Linked DNA regions of Homo sapiens: region 2 is linked to region 1. A link is a loop called in an ENCODE intact Hi-C map of the cell type or tissue named here. Cell type or tissue: heart right ventricle. All regions are shown on one strand. Links, peaks and the distances in the headings refer to the core of each region. The heading gives the core; the rest is flanking DNA. Region 1 has its middle 13 kb from the start of DCAF12. Region 2 overlaps UBAP1 (ubiquitin associated protein 1).

The links. A loop is a pair of places that touch in the nucleus more often than their neighbours do. Peaks named below come from ENCODE experiments on the same cell type or tissue, not always from the same donor. Only the 100,000 strongest peaks of a DNase experiment are listed, where the experiment ranks them.
Region 2: a loop joins it to region 1, with 4 times the contacts of the local background. A loop is called at or near these places in 3 of 110 quality-filtered maps.

What each region holds. Positions count from the first base shown.
Region 1 is chr9:34,133,756-34,146,521 of GRCh38, forward strand. It overlaps the pseudogene IMPDH1P1. Among named protein-coding and RNA genes, the nearest start is that of DCAF12, 13 kb to the left of the region's middle. RefSeq lists a silencer at 9,794-9,985. In heart right ventricle, for the core only: a CTCF peak has its summit at 6,077 (motif pointing left); a DNase peak (open chromatin) is centred at 6,136; H3K27ac peaks cover 1,169 bases.
Region 2 is chr9:34,194,692-34,202,691 of GRCh38, forward strand. All of the region lies in intron 1 of UBAP1 (ubiquitin associated protein 1), which reads left to right. Among named protein-coding and RNA genes, the nearest start is that of UBAP1, 20 kb to the left of the region's middle. RefSeq lists an enhancer at 2,953-3,903. In heart right ventricle, for the core only: no CTCF peak of the experiment used is centred there; DNase peaks (open chromatin) are centred at 3,750 and 4,450; H3K27ac peaks cover 1,684 bases.

The DNA.
Region 1 (12,766 bases), core at 2,781-10,780:
CAATCAGGTTCTTGGCCTGGGCTGCTGTCACCACGTTCCTGCCAATCACCTGGAGGTGGGGGTACTTCTGTTTGATGTAATGCACCATGGCGATCTGATACACCAAGTTCCCTTGGGACGAGTCCAAGACTATGATGTCGACGCCCACCTGGGTGAGCAGGTCCAGGCGATATTTGTCATCCTCACGGGTGCCCACAGCTGCCCCGCACAGCAGCTGCTTGTTGGGAATCCTTGGAGGCCAGAGGGTAGTCTTGGTTCTTCTTCAGGTCGCTGCCGGTGATAATGGCCACCAGCTCATTGCGATCATTGATGATAGGCAGCTTCCCTTTCTTGCTACGCTGCAGGATCTCATTTGCCTCTTTCAACGTCACACATGCTGGAGCTACCACCAGCTCGAGCCTTGGCGTCATCACCTCACTGAGGAGGGTGGTGTGGTCCTTCTCAGCAAGAAAGTTGATGTCTCGGGAGGTGACGATGCCCACCAGCTTGCTGCCCATGGTGCCCGTCTCAGTGATGGGGATGCCAGAGAAGCCATGCCGCATCTTGGCCTCCAGCACATCACCTACAGTGTGGGAGGGGCTCAGCACCGTGGGGTCCGTGATGAAGCCCTGTTCAAACTTCTTGACCTTCCGTAGCTCCTTGGCCTGGAGCTCTGGGGTGCAGTTGTGGTGAATGAAACCAGTATCTCCCATCAGAGCCATCGCGATGGCCACGTCAGCCTCTGTCACAGTGTCCATGGGGGAGGAGATCAGCGGTGTCTTCAGCGTGATCTTCCGGGTCAGGGCTGAGGTAAGGTCCACCTCAGCTATGAAGTCTATGAGTCCTGGGAGAATCAGGAAGGCGTCCTAGGTGAGGCCTTAGGCGCTGGCGAAGAGCTGCTGCGCGATGAGCCCGTCCTCGGGCATGTAGCCGGTACCACCGCTGATCAGGTAGTCCACCACGCTGCTGGGAGACCCTGCGACCCGAGAGAAACACCCGCTGGACCGCCCGCCGCCGCCGCCGCCGCTGCCGCGCTGCTGCCACGCTGCTGCCACGCTGCTAGCGCGGGTCCGGCGGGCCTGGGACGGGGGATCTTTTTTTTTTTTTTTTTTGAGAGCAGGGTCTGTGGCCCAAGCTGGAGTGTAGTGGTATGATCTCAGCTCACTGCAACCTTTGCCTCTTGGGCTCAAGCCATCCTCCCACCTCAGCTTCCTAAGTAGCTGGGACTACAGGTGCAGGCCACCATGCCCGCCTAATTTTTGTATTTTTTGTAGAGATGGGGTTTCACCATGTTACACAGGCTGGTCTTGAACTCCTGAGCTAAAGTGCTTTACATGCTTCGGCCTCCCTAAGTGCTGGGATTACAGGCGTGAGTCACCATGCTAGGCCCATAATTTTCAGCACTACCACATTAAATATCTGGGTCCAGTTGAAGTCTCAAGTGGTATTTATTTTAGCATTTCCCTTGTACTCTCATGTTTTTTCTTTATTCAGAACCTGAAATGTTTTATCCAGAACATCTACTACTTTGACAGCAGAAATTCTATTTCTATATGTTATGCATAATTTGGCATACGTTGGTAGAATTTGTGTTAAGTACAGTACAGACAATTTCTGTTTCATTTATTTTTTTAGAGACAGGGTCTCACTATGTTGTCCAGGCTGGACTCACAACTCAAGGGATCCTTCTGCCTCAGCCTCCAGAGTACTTGGGACTACAGGTGCGAGCCATCATTCTCAGTACAGACAATTTCCAATCATTCATTAATTGATCATAGAGTTTGTAAAGTTTCAAGAGTCCTTGTTTTCTGTTGCTCCTGCCTGTTAAACAGTCTTACTTTTATCTGTAACCTTAATAAAATAAGAAAATAAAGGAAGAGACAAAACTTTTCTACTTAATAAGATCAAGTAATTTATTTATTTATTTATTTATTTATTTTTTGAGATGGAGTCTCACTCTTGTCACCCAGCTGGAGTGCAATGGTGTGATCTCAGCTCACTGCAACCTCCACCTCTCAGCTTCAAGCGATTCTCCTGCCTCAGCCTCCCAAGTAGCTGGGATTACAGGCGTCCACCACCAAGCCCAGCTAGTTTTTGTATTTTTGGTAGAGACGGAGTTTCACCATGTTGGCCAGGCTGGTCTCGAACTCCTGACCTCAAGCGATCCACCCATCTCAGCCTCCCAAAGTGCTGGGATTACAGGTGTGAGCCACTGCGCCTGGCCAAGAAATTTATTTTTAAAAAATTGGCTGGACAAGGTGGCTGTAAATCCAGCACTTTGGGAGACTGAGGCAGGTGGATCACTTGAGGTCATGAGTTTGAGACCAGCCTGGCCAACATGGTGAAACTCCGTCTCTACTAAAAATACAAAAACTAGCTGGGTGTGGTGGAGGTGCCTATAATCCCAGCTACTAGGGAGGCTGAGGCAGGATAATCGCTTGAACCCAGGAGGTAGAGGTTGCAGTGAGCCGAGATCATGCCACTGCACTCCAGCCTGGGCAACAGAGCGAGACTCCATCTCAAATAAAATAAAGTAAAACAAAAATAAAAAATAAGAGAGAAATAGCTAATTGGAAGAAAAACAATGTACCTCATCCTACTCATGCTATCTTCCTACCGCCTTCATACATTTCTGAAATGACTAATGTGGGTATATATAAATATAAAAATTGTACACAAATATTACCTACCAATTTTGTTGAGGAGTCTTCCATCAGTCATATTTTTTGAGTCAAATACAACACAATCTTGGCATAAAAACAAACACATAGGTATCAACTAATGATAGGAAAATAAAATGGCTTGCAAAATGGAACAAATATTTTAAAAAAATTATTAGATAATTAGGCAACGTTTTTCCTCTGATCACAAATGTCCAGAAATGTCTTTAAAGACCATTACCGGCTGGTGGTGGCTCATGCCTGTAATCCCAGCACTTTGGGAGGCCGAGGCAGGCAGATCACTTGAGGCTGGGAGTTTACAGCCAGCCCAGGCAACATGGTGAAACCCTGTTACTACAAAAAAATACAAAAATTAGCCAGGTGTGGAGGCTGAAGTGAAGTTACAAAGGTTACACGCTGCCCTCTCCCTCCCCCTCCCCCTCTCCCCACGGTCTCCCTCTCCCTCTCTTTCCACGGTCTCCCTCTGATGCCGAGCCGAGGCTGGACTGTGCTGCTGCTATCTCCGCTCACTGCAGCCTCCCTGCCTGATTCTCCTGCCTCGGCTTGCCGAGTGCCTGCGATTGCAGGCACGCGCCGCCACGCCTGACTGGTTTTCGTATTTTTTTGGTGGAGACGGGGTTTCGCTGTGTTGGCCGGGCTGGTCTCCAGCTCCTGACCGCGAGTGATCCGCCAGCCTCGGCCTCCCGAGGTGCCGGGATTGCAGACGGAGTCTGGTTCACTCAGTGCTCAATGTTGCCCAGGCTGGAGTGCAGTGGCGTGATCTCAGCTCGCTACAGCCTCCACCTCCCAGCCGCCTGCCTTGGCCTCCCAAAGTGCCGAGATTGCAGCCTCTGCCCTGCCGCCACCCCGTCTGGGAAGTGAGGAGCGTCTCTGCCTGGCCGCCCATCATCTGGGACGTGAGGAGCCCCTCTGCCTGGCTGCCCAGTCTGGAAAGTGAGGAGCGTCTCTGCCCGGCCGCCATCCCATCTAGGAAGTGAGGAGCACCTCTTCCCGGCCACCATCCCATCTAGGAAGTGAGGAGCGCCTCTTCCCGGCCGCCATCCCATCTAGGAAGTGAGGAGCGTCTCTGCCAGGCCGCCCATCGTCTGAGATGTGGGGAGCGCCTCTGCCCCGCCGCCCCGTCTGGGAGGTGAGGAGCATCTCTGCCCGGCCGCCCCGTCTGAGAAGTGAGGAGCCCCTCCGCCCGGAAGCCGCGCCCTCTGAGAAGTGAGGAGCGTCACCGCCCGGCAGCCACCCCGTCCAGGAAGGAGGTGGGGGTCACCCACCGCCAGGCCAGCCGCCCCGTCCAGGAGGGAGGTGGGGGGGTCAGCCCCCCGCCCGGCCAGCCGCCCCGTCCGGGAGGTGAGGGGCGCCTCTGCCCGGCCGCCCCTACTGGGAAGTGAGGAGCCCCTCTGCCCGGCCAGCCGCCCGGTCCGGGAGGGAGGTGGGGGGGTCAGCCCCCGTCCGGCCGGCCGCCCCGTCCGGGAGGGAGGTGGGGGGGTCAGCCCCCCCGCCCGGCCGGCCGCCCCGTCCGGGAGGGAGGTGGGGGGGTCAGCCCTCTACCCAGCCAGCCGCCCCGTCCGGGAGGGAGGTCGGGGGGGTCAGCCCCCTGCCCGGCCAGCCGCCCCTTCCGGGAGGTGAGGGGCGCCTCTGCCCGGCTGCCCCTACTGGGAAGTGAGGAGCCCCTCTGCCCGGCTAGCCGCCCGGTCCGGGAGGGAGGTGGGGGGGTCAGCCCCTCGCCCGGCCAGCCGCCCCGTCCGGGAGGTGGGGGGCGCCTCTGCCCGGCCGCCCCTACTGGGAGGTGAGGAGCCCCTCTGCCCGGCCACCTCCCCGTCTGGGAGGTGTGCCCGGCAGCTCATTGAGAACGGGCCATGATGACAATGGCGGTTTTGTGGAGTAGAAAGTGGGGAGAGGTGGGGAAAAGAGTGAGAAATCGGATGGTTGCCGTGTTTGTGTAGTAGGAGGTAGACATGGGAGACTTTTCATTTTGTTCTGTACTAAGAAAAATTCTTCTGCCTTGGGATCCTGTTGATCTGTGACCTTACCCCCAACCCTGTGCTCTCTGAAACATGTGCTGTGTCCACTCAGGGTTAAATGGATTAAGGGCGGTGCAAGATGTGCTTTGTTAAACAGATGCTTGAAGGCAGCATGCTCGTTAAGAGTCATCACCATTCCCTAATCTCAAGTACCCAGGGACACAAACACTGCGGAAGGCCGCAGGGTCCTCTGCCTAGGAAAACCAGAGACCTTTGTTCACTTGTTTATCTGCTGACCTTCCCTCCACTATTGTCCTGTGACCCTGCCAAATCCCCCTCTGTGAGAAACACCCAAGAATGATCAATAAAAAATAAATAAATTAAAAAAAAAAAAAAAAGGTTACACGCTAAAAAAAAAAAAAAAATTAGCCAGGTGTGGTGGTGTGCACTTGTAGTCCCAGCTATTGGGGGTGGGGCTGAGGTTAGAGGTTTTTTAGAGCCCAGGATGTGCAGTTTGCAGTGAGACCTGTCTCAAAACAACAATCAAAAACCATTTCCAAGAAATAAATGCAATAAATATTGTGATGTTCCCTCTCTGTGTGTGTATTCTTACCACCTACTTGTGTGCTTATTTATTGAAATAAAATTGCAGACATAAATTTTTCCCTGTTGGTTTTTTGTTTGTTTGTTTGTTTGCTTTCTGAGACAGAGTCTTGCTCTGTTGTCCAGGCTGGAGTGCAATGGCACGATCTCGGCTCACTGCAACCTCCGCCTCCCGGGCTCAAGCAATTCTCCTGCCTCATCCTCCCAAGTAGTTGGGATTACAGGTGCCCATCACCCTGCCTGGCTATTCTTTTGTGTTTTTAGTAGAGATGGGATTTCACCATGTTGGCCAGGCTGGTTTTGAACTCCTGACCTCAAAGATCCGCCTGCCTCAGCCTCCCAAAGTGCTGGGATTACAGGTGTGAGCCACTGCGCCTGGCCCCTATTGTTTAAATATAGTAATTTTATGAGAACTTACCTATTTTATTTTTGTATCTATTAAAAACATCATTTTTGGCTGGGCATGGTGGTTCACACCTGTAATCATAGCACTTTGGGAGGTAGAGATGGGTGGATCACTTGAGGCCAGGAGTTCGAGACTAGTCTGAGCAACATGATGAAACCCTGTTTATACAAAAAAATACGAAAATTAGCTGGGCATGGTGGCGTGCATCTGTAGTCCCAGCTACTTGGGAGGCTGAGGTGGAGAATCACCTAAGCCTGGGGAGGTGGAGGTTGCAGTGAGCTACAATTGCACCACTGCACTCCAGCCTGCGCAACAGAGTGAGACCCACTCTCCAAAAAAAAAAAAAAATTTTTTTCAAAGTAAAAAAAGTAATCTAATAGAGGAAAATGCTCCAGTCAGAGTGGCTTGGAATCTGTTTTAGTTCATAAAACTAGGGGCTGAGGTGAGAAAAAGAGGCTGAAACAAGCTGCTGCCCTCTGCTGCCTGGGACAGCAGCTTTTGTAACTCTCATACCCAGGAACCAGGCCAACATAGACATGGCCACAAAACCAGGATCTGTGCCAAACATACAGGGCCATGACTGAATTCACAAAAACCCTAGATAAGGATGGTGAGAGCAGTGAGAAAGAAGGTTATAGCAAAACAAAACAGAACGAAATTGCAAAACTTCCCACTCTAAGATGAACCTGCAAATAAATTTCCTCAACTTATTAAAATTAATTGTAGACAGGACAAATTCCCCAACACCAACACCAAAAAAAAAAAAAAAAAAAAAACCAACCAAAAAAACAAACAAAGTAAAATCCTCCATAATTAGGAGGGTAATTCACTATAGATAAATGCAAAGAAAAGAACAATCTTTAAAAGACCTTTTTCACAGATACTCTCAATCTAAGAAAAAAACAACAGAAATAAAAGGCTTCAACACAAGTATGCCTTGGATCCTCAAAGGGATAAAGGAAGAATAACAAATTGAATAAACGTAAAAAGAGATCTCGCGCATTGGCTCATGCCTATAATCCCAGCACTGTGGGAGGCCAAGACAGGAGGATCATTTGAGGCCAGGGGTTTGAGAACAGCCTGGGAGATATAGTGAGACCCTGTCTCTAAATAAATAAAGAAAGAAAGAACACATATTCTTTGATTCATCTCCCTCTGGGAAGTACAGCTCAATTTCTCTCTTATTCAGTATTGCCTGGACTCAGTGACTCACTTCTAATGCATAGAATTTGGAAAGGGAAAAATAGCAACTGCACAATGGAGATACCACCTTAACCAAGTGATCAAGTTAACCTAAATAATAATGTCAGACTGATATCTTATAACCCCTTATATGATGTGATGAGAAGGGCACTTTACCTCTGTAGCATTCTTCCCCAAAATCTATAACCCTAGCTTAACAGAAAACATCAGATAAAAACCTAAATTGAGGAACATTAGACAAAATAACCTGCCCAGTACTCTTTAAAAATGCCAAGGTCATGAGACAATGAAAGACTGAGTACAGTCACGGATTTGAGACTTGACAACTAGATTCAACATGGTGTCTTGGATTGGATTCTGAACAGAAAAAAAGAAAAAAGAAAAATTAAGGAAATCTGAATAAAGTTAATAGTATTATATCAAGTTTAGTTTCTTACTTTTGATAAATGTCTCAGTTATGCAAGACATTACGTAACTGTTAACATTAGGGAAAGCTGGGTGGAGGATAAACAAGAATTTGCTATGCTATCTCTGAAGCTCTTCTGTAAATCTAAAATTATTTCAAAATGAAAACTTTAAAAATTAAAAATAAATGAATCAATTAGAAATCCTGAAAATAATTTCCTAAATGAAAAAAGTAAGTTATTGGTAATAAACCCTCAATAAACTAGATATACATTATCTTAGATGGACATAGACAAACAGAGTGTTAGTGAATTAGAAGATGGTTCTAAGGAAGTGGCTTAGAGAACAGCATACAAATTGACCAGGCACAGTGTTTCACGCTTGTAATCCTAGCACTTTGAGAGGCCGAGGTGGGCGAATCACCTGAGGTCAGGAGTTCGAGATCAGCCTGGACAACATGGTGAAACCCCATCTCTACTAAAAAATACAAAAATTAGCCAGACACAGTGGCGCATGCCTGTAATCCCAGCTACTCAGGAGGCTAAGGCTGGAGAATAGCTTGAACTGGGGAGGCGGATGCTGCAATGAGCCGAGATTGCACCACCGCACTCCAGGCCAGGCAACCGAGCGAGACTCCATCTCAAAAAAACCGAAAAACAAAAATTAGCTTGGTGTGGTGGCAGGTGCCTGTAATCCTAGCTGCTCAGGAGGCTGAGGCAGGAGAATCACTTGAATCTGGGAGGTGGAGGTTGCAGTGACCCGAGATCACACCATTACGCTCCAGCCTGGGTGACAGAGGAGACTCCACCTCAAAGAAAAAAAAAAGAGAGAACAACATAAAAAGATAGAAATTGAGTATAATAAAAAGGCATGGAGGTTAGAAGTGGCATTATTGAAAATGGCAGAGTAGGGGATCCATTTCTCCCCAGAAACACTGAAAAACTTGGCAAAACCTGTTGGAATTCAACCTTATCAGAATGCTAGGAGACAGTTAAAAGTTTACAGCAACGGGCCGGGTGCTATGGCTTATGCCTGTAATCCCAGCACTTTGGGAGACTGAGGCGGGTGGATCACCTGAGACCAGGAGTTCAAGATCAGCCTGACCAATATGGTGAAACGCTGTCTCTACTTAAAATACAAAAATTAGCTGGGCGTGGTGGCGTGCGCCTGTAGTCCCAGCTACTTGGGAGGCTGGGGCAGGAGAATTGCTTGAACCTGGAAGGAGGGGATTGCAGTGAGCCAAGATTGTGCCACTGCACTCCAGCCTGAGCGACAGAGTGACACTCCATCTCAAAAAAAAAAAAAAAAAGAAAAAGAAAAGTTTACAGCAACCAAATGCTTAACCAAGAGAAAGGCCACTGAAGCAGCTAAGATTTTTGTGGTATTTTAGCTTACCTTAGCCCCATCCCCTCCTTAGAGAAGCAGTGATCTTAGAGCCAGCAGCTTGTGTTCCCTGTTCAGATACCTCGTTCTAGAGAGAGCAGAGTGGACCTTGTTCCTATGGAATAGGATTTGATTTTTTTTTTTTTTTTTTTTTTTTTTTTTTTGAGACTGAGTTTCGCTCTTTCACCCAGGCTGGAGTGCAATGGTGTGATCTCAGCTCATAGCAGCCTCTGCCTCCCGGGTTCATGCCATTCTCCTGCCTCAGCCTCCCAAGTAGCTGGAATTACAGGTGCCCGCCACCACGCCCAGATAATTTTTGTATTTTTAGTAGAGAGGGGGTTTCACCATGTTGGCCAGGCTGGTCTCAAACTCTTGACCTCAGGTGATCCACCCACCTTGGCCTTCCAAAGTACTAGGATTACAGGTGTGAGCCGCCGCGCCGGCCCAGGATTTGTCTTTTGAACCTAACTAGGGTTTCTCTTTGTTGTAACTAACTTGGAACTCTGCTAGGATAGAGCAGCTACACAGACTTTTCCTAAAAGCAATTAAGAACAAATGAATGAACTGCTATGGGCTGGGCAAAACAAACAATCAAAAAAACAGCTAGATCAAACAACAGACATGTTGAAAGCCTGAGAGGAAAATCCAGAGAATGATATTTTGGGGGAGAATAAGAGCTTTGAAAGTTTTCTATGTTTACAGGGGAATCTAGAAAGCCACACACATGCCAAGAGAAGGACACATGCTTAGAGAAAAACTGGGAAGACCATGAGTTTTCACCTCTGCCTGATTTTTAGACTCAGTGCAAGCAAGAAGTGGAGGTTTAGACAGAGTTGCAAACAGCATGGCTAAGCATAGAAGGAGTGATTCAACATAGAGCCAATCTGCAAAGACCTGGAAATTTTTCTTTTCTTTTGTACTGCTTTTTTCCTTCCCTTATTTCCTTTTCTCCAGGCATTTAAGGAAACATCTGGCAAACCACAGTAAAAAAAAAATATGGTTATGTAAGAGAAGGTTCTGGCTTTTTTTTTTTTTTTTTTTTGGAGGCTGAGTCTCGCTCTGTTGACCATGCTAGAGTGCAGTGGTGTGATCTCGGCTCAACCTCTGCCTCCCAAGCTCAAGCAATTCTTGTGCCTCAGCCTCCTGAATAGCTGGGACTACAGGCCCCCACCACCACGCCCAGCTAATTTTTTGTATTTTAGTAGAGACAGGGTTTCACCATGTTGCCCAGGGTGGTCTTGAACTCCTGAGTTCAGTCAATCCACCTGCCTCGGCCTACCAAAGTGCTAGGATTGCAGGCGTGAGCCACAGTGCCCGGTTGGTCCTTGCTTTTAAGAAACCAACACTGGGCCGGGCGCGGTGGCTCACGCCTGTAATCCCAGCACTTTGGGAGGCTGAGGCAGGCGGATTACGAGGTCAGGAGATCGAGACCATCCTGGCTAGCACGGTGAAACCCCATCTCTACTAAAAATACAAAAAAAAAAATTAGCCGGGCATGGTGGCAGGCGCCTGTAGTCCCAGATACTCGGGAGGCTGAGGCAGGAGAATGGCGTGAACCCGTGAGGCAGAGCTTGCAGTGAGCCAAGATCACACCACTGCACTCCAGCCTGGGTGACAGAGCAAGACTCTGTCTCAAAAAAAAAAAAAAAAAAAGAAACGAACACTGAAATACAGTACTTAGGAGTTTTCAACTTTCCAACATTCTAATATTTCCAATTTATTGTCAGAGAAGTGAAAAAGATTCATTCCTTTAGCAATCATTTCTTAGGCCCTACTGTGTGATACGTGTGGTGGGTGGGCAGAGATGTGACCTGGTCCTCCTCCCTGTCCTTAAGGAGCTCATAGACTAGTAGGGAACCCATCCAACTAAAGCACTTGATAGTCTAAGGACCATAAGGAGTATGAACAGAGCTGTGGGAGCTCAGCAGAGGAAGAAGATCAAGAATGGCTCCTTAAAAGAAGTCACATAGGCCTAATGCTGTGGCTCACATCTGTAATCCCAGCACTTTGGGAGGCCGAGGCGGATGGATCACCTGAGGTCAGGAGTTTTGAGGCCAGCTTGGCCAACATGGCAAAACTGCCTCTCTACTAAAAATACAAAAATTAGCTGGACATAGTGGTGGGCACCTATAATCCCAGCTACACGAGAGGCTGAGGCAGAAGAATGGCTTGAACCTGGGAGCTGGAGGTTGCAGTGAGCCGAGCTCGTGCCACTGCACTCCTGCCTGGGTGACAGAGTGAGAGACTCCATCTCAAAAAAAAAAAAAAAAAAAAAGAAGTCACATAAGCAAATAAGAGTGTAGAGGATTTTAAGAGAGAAATGGGTAGAACTAGCTTTGATTAGAAGGGTGAAGAAGGGCCAGGCATAATGGCAGGTGCCTGTAGTCGCAGCTATTTGGGAGGCTGAGGTCGGAGGATCACTTGAGCCAAGGAGGTCAAGGTTGTAGTGAGCTAGGATCTCGCCACTGCACTCCATCCTAGGCAACAGGCAAGTCTCTGTCTCAAGAAAAAAAAAAAGAAGAGTGAAGGAGAGTGGTTGCTAATTGTTCCCCAATATCCCCACCTTTTAGTTAGTAATGGATTCCCCCTGAATTTTTTTTTTTTTTAATTTTTTGAGATGGAGTCTCACTCTATTGCCCAGGCTGGAGTGCAATGGCGCGATCTTGGCTCACTGCAACCTCTACTTCCTGGGTTCAAGTGATTCTCCTGCCTCAGCCTCCTGAGTAGCTGGGATTACAGGCACCCACTACCACGCCCGGCTAATTTTTGTGTTTTTAGTTGAGACGGGGTTTCACCATGTTGGCCAGGCTGTATTCACACTCCTGACCTCAAGTGATCCACCCGTCTTGGTCTCCCAAAGTGCTGCAATTACAAGCGTGAGCCACTGCTCCTGGCCCTCCCCCTGAGTTTAGCTGAGTGCTTGCCAGCTGCAGCTCTCTCTTGCATCTAGGTATGACCATGAGACAATACTCTGGCCAAAGGGAAAGTGATGTTGGCAACTTTCAGATCATGCCTTAATAAGAAGCTGCTTGTCCTTTGCTTTCCCCTCTTTAAGATGTATGGGAGGTGAGTCAGCTCTGACCCTGTGACAAGTGTAACACCATGGAGGATGGCAAAGCAACGAGATGGAAGAAATGAGTCCCAGAGGGCCTGGGGTGACAGAGTCCCTGACTGGCCCTGTATAATCTGCCAGCTTAGACTTTTACCTGGGAGAAAAACAGAACTTTTTTTTTTTTTTTGAGACGGAGTTTCTGTCTTGTTGCCCAGGCTAGAGTGCAATGGTGCGATCTTGGCTCACTGCAACCTCCTCCTCCTGGGTTCAAGTGATTCTCCTGCCTCAGCCTTCTGTGTAGCTGGGATTACAGGCACCCGCCACCACACCTGGCTAATTTTTGTATTTTTAGTAGAGACAGGGTTTCACCATGTTGGCCAGGCTGGTCTCAAACTCCTGAGTTCAGGTGATCCACCCGCCTCGGCCTCCCAAAGTGCTGGGATTACAGGCATGAGCCACCGTGCCCAGCCGAGAAAAACAGAACTTCTACCTTGAAGAAGCCACTGATATTTTTGTCTCTGTCTGGTCAATATCCTAACTAATGAAAACAGGAAGAAAAAAAAGGCAATAAGAATATAAAACCTGTTGGCCAGGTGCGGGGGCTCATACCTGTAATTCCAGCACTTTGGGAAGCTGAGGCGGGCGGATCACAAGGTCAAGAGATCGAGACCATCCTGGCCAAAATGGTGAAACCCCATCTCTACTAAAAATACAAAAATTAGCTGGGCGTGGTGGTGCGCGCCTGTAGTCCCAGCTACTCAGGAGGTTGAGGCAGGAGAATTGCTTGAACCCTGGAGGCAGAGGTTGCAGTGAGCTGAGATCATGCCACTGCACTCCAGCCTGGCAACAGAGGGACTCTCCATCTCAAAAAAACTAAATAAATAAAATAAAAAATAAAACCTGCTTAGAAAACCAAACTCTCTCTCTCTCTTTTTTTTTTTTTTTTTTTTTTGAGGCAGGGTCTCCCTCTGTTGCCCAGGCTGGAGTGCAGTGGCACAATTATAGCTTACTGCAGCCTCGACCTCCTGGGCCTAAACAATCCTCCTACTTCAGCCTCCGGAATAGCTGGGACTACAGGCACATGCCACCACACCCAGCT
Region 2 (8,000 bases), core at 1-8,000, 58 kb after region 1:
TTATTGAAAACATTATGCCATGTGTTCAGATTGTTCTAAGCACTTTGTATGCATTATCTCATTTGATCCTTACAATAACTTTATGAGATAGTTACTATTATCTCTATTTTATTTTTCTTTTTTCAGCCAGTCAAATTTAGCAGTGGGGGGTTGTATACCAACTTTAGTAACACTGCTTTGAATAAGTTCTGATGAGCCACTACCATTGGACCAGCCTGTTATTCCCATTTGATTGATTAAAACTCAAATGTTAACTTGTACAAGGGATACGTAACCTAGTAAGTTGCAGAACTGAGACTTGACCCCTGACAATTCTTGCTCAAACTCACTTTATTCATCCCTGTGTATTGTTTTTATCTTTTTTTCTGTGCTTACACATACACGGATTTTTTTCTTTTGTCATTTGAGAACAGAGATTTTTTAAATGTATTTCATACATTCAGGTAAGTTTTTTTTTTTTTCTCTAACAGTGTCTTATAAGAAGTTTTTGATTTCATTGAAGTCCCCTTTAGTTTTTCCTTTATGGTTTGTGCTTTTGGTGTTATATCTAAGAATTTTTGCTTAATCTAAGGTCAGAAAGATGTTCTCTTCTTGAAGTTTTATACTTTCAGGTTTGACTTTTTTGTCTATGATTCATTTTGAATTAATTATATATGACGTCATATGGATGGAAGATTTTTTTTGTTTGCACATAGATATCTATTTTAGCACTTTTTGTTGAAAAGATTACCCTTTCTAAAATATTTTGTCCATGTCTATATTTGGACCTGTTCTATTCTATTGATCTGTTTGTCTATCTTTATGCCAGTATCACACTATCTTGATAATTGTAGCTTTATAATAAATTTTGAAACCAGAAAAGAAAGTTTCCCAAAGTTGTTACGACTGTAGAGCCTTTGGATTTTTCTTTTTTTTTTTTTTCTGAGACGGAGTTTCACTCTTGTTGCCCAGGCTGGAGTGCAATGGCGCGATCTCGGCTCACCGCAACCTCCGCCTCCCAGGTTCAAGCGATTCTCCTGCCTCAGCCTCCCGAGTAGCTGGGATTACAGACATGTGCCACTATGCCCGGCTAATTTTGTATTTTTAGTAGAGACGGGGTTTCTCCATGTTGGTCAGGCTGGTCTCGAACTCCTGACCTCAGGTGATCCACCTGCCTCGGCTTCCCAAAGTGCTGGGATTACAGGCATGAGCCACCACGTCCGGCCAGTCCTTTGGATTTCTATACAAATTTTTTGGTTTTTTTTTTTTTTTTTTTTTTTTTTTTTTTTTTTTTGAGATAGAGTCTCACTATGTTGCCTAGGCTGGCCTCCAACTTTTGGGCTCAAGTGATCCTCCTACCTCAGTCTCCTGAGTAGCTGCAACTACACAAACACGCTACCATGTCTGGCTCCATATGATTTTTAAAATTAGCTTGCCAAGTTTCTATAAAAAGCTGCTGGCTTTTTATTTATTTATTTATTTATTTGAGACCAGGTCTTGCTCTGACTCCTAGGCTGGAGTGCAGTGGTGTGGTCATGGCTCACTGCAGCCTCGACCTTTCGGGCTGAAGTTTATCCTCCTACCTCAGCCTCTTGAGTAGCTGGGACCACAGGTGTGTGCCACTAAGCTTGGCTAATTAAAAACAATTTTTTTTTTTTTTTGGAGACGGAATTTCACTCTTATTGCCCAGGCTGGAGTGCAATGGCGTGATCTCGGCTCACTGCAACCTCTGCCTCCTGGGTTCAAGCGATTCTCCTGCCTCAGCCTCCCGAGTAGCTGGGATTACAGGTATGCATCACCACGCCCGGCTAATTTTTTGTATTTTTAGTAGAGATGGGGTTTCGCTGTGTTGACCAGGCTGGTCTCGAACTCCTGACCTCAGGTGATCTGCCCTACTCGGCCTCCCAAAGTGCTGGGATTACGGCCACGGCGCCCAGCCTAAATAATTTTTTTTAATATAGACACGGTCTCACTATGTTGCCCTGGCTGATCCTGAACTTTTGGCCTCAAGTGATCCTCCTGTCTCAGCCTCCCAAAGCACCGGGATTACAAGCGTGAGCCACCATGCCTAGCTTCACTGATTCTTCAGCTTGATTGAGTCTGCTGTTGAAATTCTCTATTGAATTATTTGGTTCAGTCATTATATTCTTCCGCTCTAAGATTTGCTTTTTATTATTTGTTTCTTTGTTTTCATTTTGTTCATGTATTGTCTTTCTAATATTGTTATTTGTGTGTGTGTGTGTGTGTGTGTGTGTGTGTGTGTGTGTTTTTAATTGAGATGGAGTCTCACTCTGTAACCCAGGCTGGAGTGCAGTGACACAATCTTGGCTCACTGCAACCTCCACCTCCTGGGTTCAAGTGATTCTCCCGCCTCAGCCTCCCGAATAGCTGAGACTACAGGCGTGTGCCACCACACCCGGCTAATTTTTGTATTTTTAGTAGAGACGGGGTTTCACTATGTTGGCCAGGCTGGCGTTGAACTCTTGACCTTGTGATCCGCTTGCCTTGGCCTCCCAAAGTGCTGGAATTACAGATGTGAGCCACTGTGCCCGGCCAGTTATTTGTGTTTTATTATAGTTCACGGACCTTCTTTAATAGGATTATTTATTTATTTATTATTTTGTAAAAATTTTTATTAAAATTTTTTTTTTCTTTTATAGAGACGGGTTTCACTATGTTGTGCTAGTCTCAAACAGCCGGGGCTCAAGCAATCTGCCCGCCTTGGCCTCCCAAAGTGCTGGGATTACAAGTGAGAGCCACTGCACCTGGCCAAGAGGATTATTCTGAATTCTTTGTCAGTCAGTTCTATAGATCTCCATTTCTTTAGGGTTGTTTTTTGGCATTTTATTAGTTTTCTTTTGTGGTATCATGTTTCCTTGGTTCTTTTTTTTTCTTTTGAGACAGATTTTTGCTCTGTCATCTAGGCTGGAGTGCAGTGGCACGATCTCAGCTCACTGTAGCCTCTGCCTCCTGGGTTCAAGTGATTGTCCTGCCTCAGCCTCCCCAGTAGCTGGGGTTACAAGCATGTGCTACCATGCCTGGCTAATTTTTGTAGTTTTAGTAGAGATGGGGTTTCACCATGTTGGCCAGGCTTGTCTTGAACTCCTGACCTCAGGTGATCCACCTGCCTCAGCCTCCTGAAGTGCTAGGATTACAGGCGTGAGCCACTACACTTGGCCTCCTTGATTCTTAATGATCTTTTTGTCCTTGTGTTGGTTTCTGTGCATTTGAGGAAGTAGTCACTTCTTTTAGTCTTTACCAATTCATTTCTGTGAGGAAAGACCTTCACCAGTCAGCCTAACCTGGGGTTCTGGATGGGTCAGCTGGTAGTATCTGTGGGCAAGCAGGGCGTGCTGCTGGAATCTCTTGTTGAACTTGGTAGCTGCCCATACTCTGAGGTTAGGTGGGGCTTGTTCTCTGGGGTCTGAGGCCAGTGCAGGTCTGTTGGCTGGGCTCTGAGGTTAGGAGGGGCAGCTGGCTGGGCTCCATGTTTAGGCCAGGCTGCTCTGTGACTTGGGAGGGCTGCAGGCTGTACTCTGGAATTTCCCCGGTCAGGTGAGGCTACAGGGTATGCACCATAGATGGGTAGGACTATAGGCTGCATTCTGCAATCAGGTGGGGTTGTATGTTAAGTTTAGCTGTTGAATGGGGGCATTGGCTGATTTTTTTGCCTGGATGGGGCTGCTGGCCCTGCTCCAAGGTTAGACGGGTTCTGTGGCCGGGCTGCCTGGTTGGGCAGGCAGGTTGCCTGGTTGGTCCTGTGGAGTTGGAGTTTCAGCTATACTATTAGGTGAGGCCATAGGCTATGCTCAGCTGAGGTCAGACTGGATCACTGGCACAGGACCCAAGCCAGGCAGAATGTTGACTGTGCTTGTTGGATAGACATGCCGCAGATGGGCAGAGCTGGTGGTTGGGCTCTCTGGTTGGGTGAGGCCACTGGCAGGGATGTGGTCTCATTGTCATGATTTGCATACTGTTTGCTGTGAGCCCCACCCCCTTCTTTGTTCCTAGCTGACTCCAGTGGTCTAGCCCTCCCATTTCTTCCCTATGAGGCAAGACAGACATGGATCTCCTGGAAAGCACCCTGGAAAGCTGGGAAAGTTGGGGAAGCTGAATGTCTGCCTTGGGCTTTCTTTTTCCCACTGCAGAAACTATAGGCCCAGGGGATCACTCTCTGGCCCCATGTGGGCCTGGTGAGGGGCGATGCAGTCAAAAAGTCAAGCCACTCTTACCCGTCTAATGGGGCTTTTGGTATTTGTGCTCCAAGGGAGTGCTTAAGCCCTAGGCTCTGGAATTTTCACAAAGGTGTTCTTGTCTGTGGATAATTACTAATTGACATTTCTGTGATAGTGACTAGAACCTGGACCTCCTATTCCACCATCATGTTCTTGGACTCTTTTTTATTATTTATTTATTTTTTTGAGACGGAGCCTCGCTCTGTCGCGCAGGCTGGAGTGCAGTGATGCGATTTCGGCTCACTGCAACCTCTGCCTCCCGGGTTCAAGCAGTTCTCCTGCCTCAGCCTCCCGAGTAGCTGGGACTACAGGGGCACACCACCACGCCCAGCTAATATTTTGTATTTTTAGTAGAGATGGGGTTTCACCGTATTAGCCAGGATGGTCTCGAACCCCTGACCTTGTGATCCCCCCGCCTTGGCCTCCCAAAGTGCTGGGATTACAGGCATGAGCCACCGCGCCCAGCCTATTATTTATTTTTAATTTTAATTTTTTTGAGACACTATTTCTATTTTGGAATAATTTTAGATTTACAGAACATTTGTAGAGATAGTACAGAGAGTACAGAGAGTTCCTGGCTATCCCTAACTCAGTTTTCCCTAATGTTAACCATCTTACATTACCATGATACATTTGTCAAAACTGAAAAACCTACCTTGGTACGTTAGTATCAACTAAACTCTGGACTGTATTTAGATTTCCCCTGTTTTTCTTTCTTCTTCTTTTTTTTTTCTCTCTCTTTTTTTGAGACAGGGTCTCATTGTGTCTCCCCAGGCTGGAGTACAGTGGCATGATCATGTCCTACTGCAACCTTGACTACCCCTGGCTCAGGTGATCCTCCTGCCTCAGCCTCCCTAGTAGCTGGGACTACAGGCACGTGCCACCATGCCTGGCTGATTTTTTTTTTTTTTTTTTTGTAGAGACTGGGTTTCACCATGTTGCCCAGGCTGGTCTGGAACTCCTGGGCTTAAGAGATCCGATCCTTCTGCCTCGGCCTTGCAAAGTACTGAGATTACAGGTGTGAACCACTGCACCCAACCCAGGTTTTCTACAATTTTTTTTTTTCTATTTCAGGATCCAATCTAGGATAACTAAATTGTGTTTAGTTGTTATACTTTCTTAGTTTCTTCTGGTCTGTGATAGTTTCTTAGTCCTTCCCCCCGCTCCCAGTAATTTGACAGCTTTGGGGAAAACTGGTCAGGTCCTCAATTTGGTTTTGTCTGCTGTTTTCCTCGTAATTAGACTGGGCTTGTGGATTTTTGGAAAAATACCTGAGGTAAAGTACCTGTCTCAGTTATATGAAATCAGTATGGACTTGAGTATTTAGTTTATATTTTGGATTAAAGTCCCACATTGATTTATTTTGTTGCTCAAGTTGTTTTATCTTTGGCCATTGAGAGCTCTTTCAGATTGGCCTTGGCCTTAGAATCTGTCATTTCTCCAGAGAATAGGGCTTGTTTCTCTGTCAGTCTGATCTTCATTCCTTTGTAAAGACTTCATTTGTGGTATCTTGATAACTTTTAGGAGCCACCCTTTTAGGAGGGGGTTTGTTAGTGCTATTACGGTTTTATTTTTTAAGAGATTATGATTAGGATGGATAGATGTTTAGTTTGCCAACCTGATCTAAACTTTTAATTTTTGCTAAACAGAATTTGTAGCATTTAGAGCTATATGCTTTAGAATTTTTCATTGTATGATGTTTAACATACAGAAAAAATATGAATGTAAAACATCTAAGTTATGAGGCATAATAATAAACATTTGCAAGCTTATTAGTTGTCTTGAAAACTAGAGCATTACCAATACATTACTATTTATTTATTTGTCTGTTTCTGTCCTATCCTATCCTTTTACTACTCCACAGAGTTAGCTGTTCTCCCGAATTTTGGGTTTATCATTTCCTTCCTTTTATAAACCACATGATATATATTCCTAAATAATATATTGTTTATTTTTGCTTAATTGTGAGCTTTATAAAAATGTTAAACTGTATATAGGCTTAAGTGATTTTATTTTTTTTTGAGATGGAGTTTCGCTCTTGTTGCCCAGGCTGGAGTGTGATGGCGTGATCTTGGCTCACCGCAATCTCCGCCTCCCGGGTTCAAGTGATTCTCCTGCCTCAGCCTCCCGAGTGAGTAGCTGGGATTACAGGCATGCGCCACCATGCCTGCCTAATTTTTTGTAGTTTTAGTGGAGACGTGGTTTCTCCATGTTGGTCAGGCTGGTCTGGAACTCCTGACCTCAGGTGATCCACCAGCCTTGGCCTCCCAAAGTGCTGGGATTACAGGTGTGAGCCATGGCACCCAGCCTTGTTTTAGTTCTTTATTTTAGAAAGTTCCAAACTCATAAAAGTAGATTTGGCTGGGCATGACTCATGCCTGTAATCCTAGCACTTTGGGAGGGTGAGGTGGCCAGATCACCTGAAGTCAGGAAGTTCGAGACCAGTCTGGCCAACATGGTGAAACCCCAACTCTACTAAAAATACAAAAATTAACGAGTGTGGTGGTGTGTGCCTATAATCCCAGCTACTTGGGATACTGAGGCAGGAGAATCACTTGAACCCCAGAGGCAGAGGTTGCAGTGAGCTGAGATCGTGCCACTGCAGTCCAGCCTGGGTGGCAGACTGAGACTGTCACAACAGCAACAACAACAACAGCAACAACAAAAATGTAGATTAATCCTGCTTTGTAAAAACTCTTATTTTTTTCTACTCACACACCACCACAGCAATTATCAACACAGAAAAAGAATTCTGTGGCCAAATGTGTGGGCAGTTTTCCCCACACACCAAGCAGCTGCCACCAGTTGGGTGTTCTCCAGTTCAATGCCGACACTGTCTACCTGGAGATAGTGTCAGATCCCACTGGTTGAATGCGCAGTCTCCAAGATTGCCCCCTAGCACTCATCAGTCACAAGTCTGGGCCTCAAGTGCTTCTGACCACCAGCTTCACTCATGTCAGGGTTCCCTCGGTCCTCTCTTTAGGTTTAATTTGCCAGAGTGTTTCACAGAACTCAGAGAAACTCTTTTATGTTTACTGGTTTATTCTAAAGGCGATTGCAAAGTATACAGATGAAGAGATTTGTCTGGCAAGGTAGGGGGGAAGGTGCACTGACTTTCCATATCCTCCCTGGGGTGTCACCATCCACGAACCTCCGTCCAGGTGTTCAGCTAGCCAGAAGCTCTCCAAATCCAGTCCTCTTGAGTTTTTATGGAAGCTTCATGATGTTAGCATTCCTTCTCCCAGAGTACAGAGTGGGAGTCTCCGTCTTTTTCTTTTGAGACACGCTTTCACTCTGTTGCCCAGCTGGAGTGCAGTGGCACCATCTTGGGTCACTGCAACCTCCACCTCCGAGTAGCTGGGATTACAGGCATGCACCACCACGCCCGGCTAATTTTTGTATTTTTAGTAGAGATGGGGTTTTACCATGTTGGTAAGGCTGGTCTCAAACTCCTGACCTCAAGTGATCCTCCCGCCTCAGCCTCCCAAAATGCTGGGATTGTAGGAGTGAGCCACCCTGCCCTGCCTGTGAGAGGGGCTTAAGACTCACAATGAGAAAGGGGTATTGGGAGAGATAGAGTTCTACCTTAGGACAGTTGAAGGGAGGGTGGGAAAAGATTTGAGAGATTCTGTTTTCTGAGGCCTGACATACCTAGCATTATAACAGAAGACTCCAGCAAGGGCTATGGGAGTTATGGGCCAGAAGCTGTAGACAGAAACGTGTGTGTGTGTGTGTGTGTGTGTGTGTGTGTGTGTGTGTGTGTGTGTGTGTGTCCCCGTCCCCGTA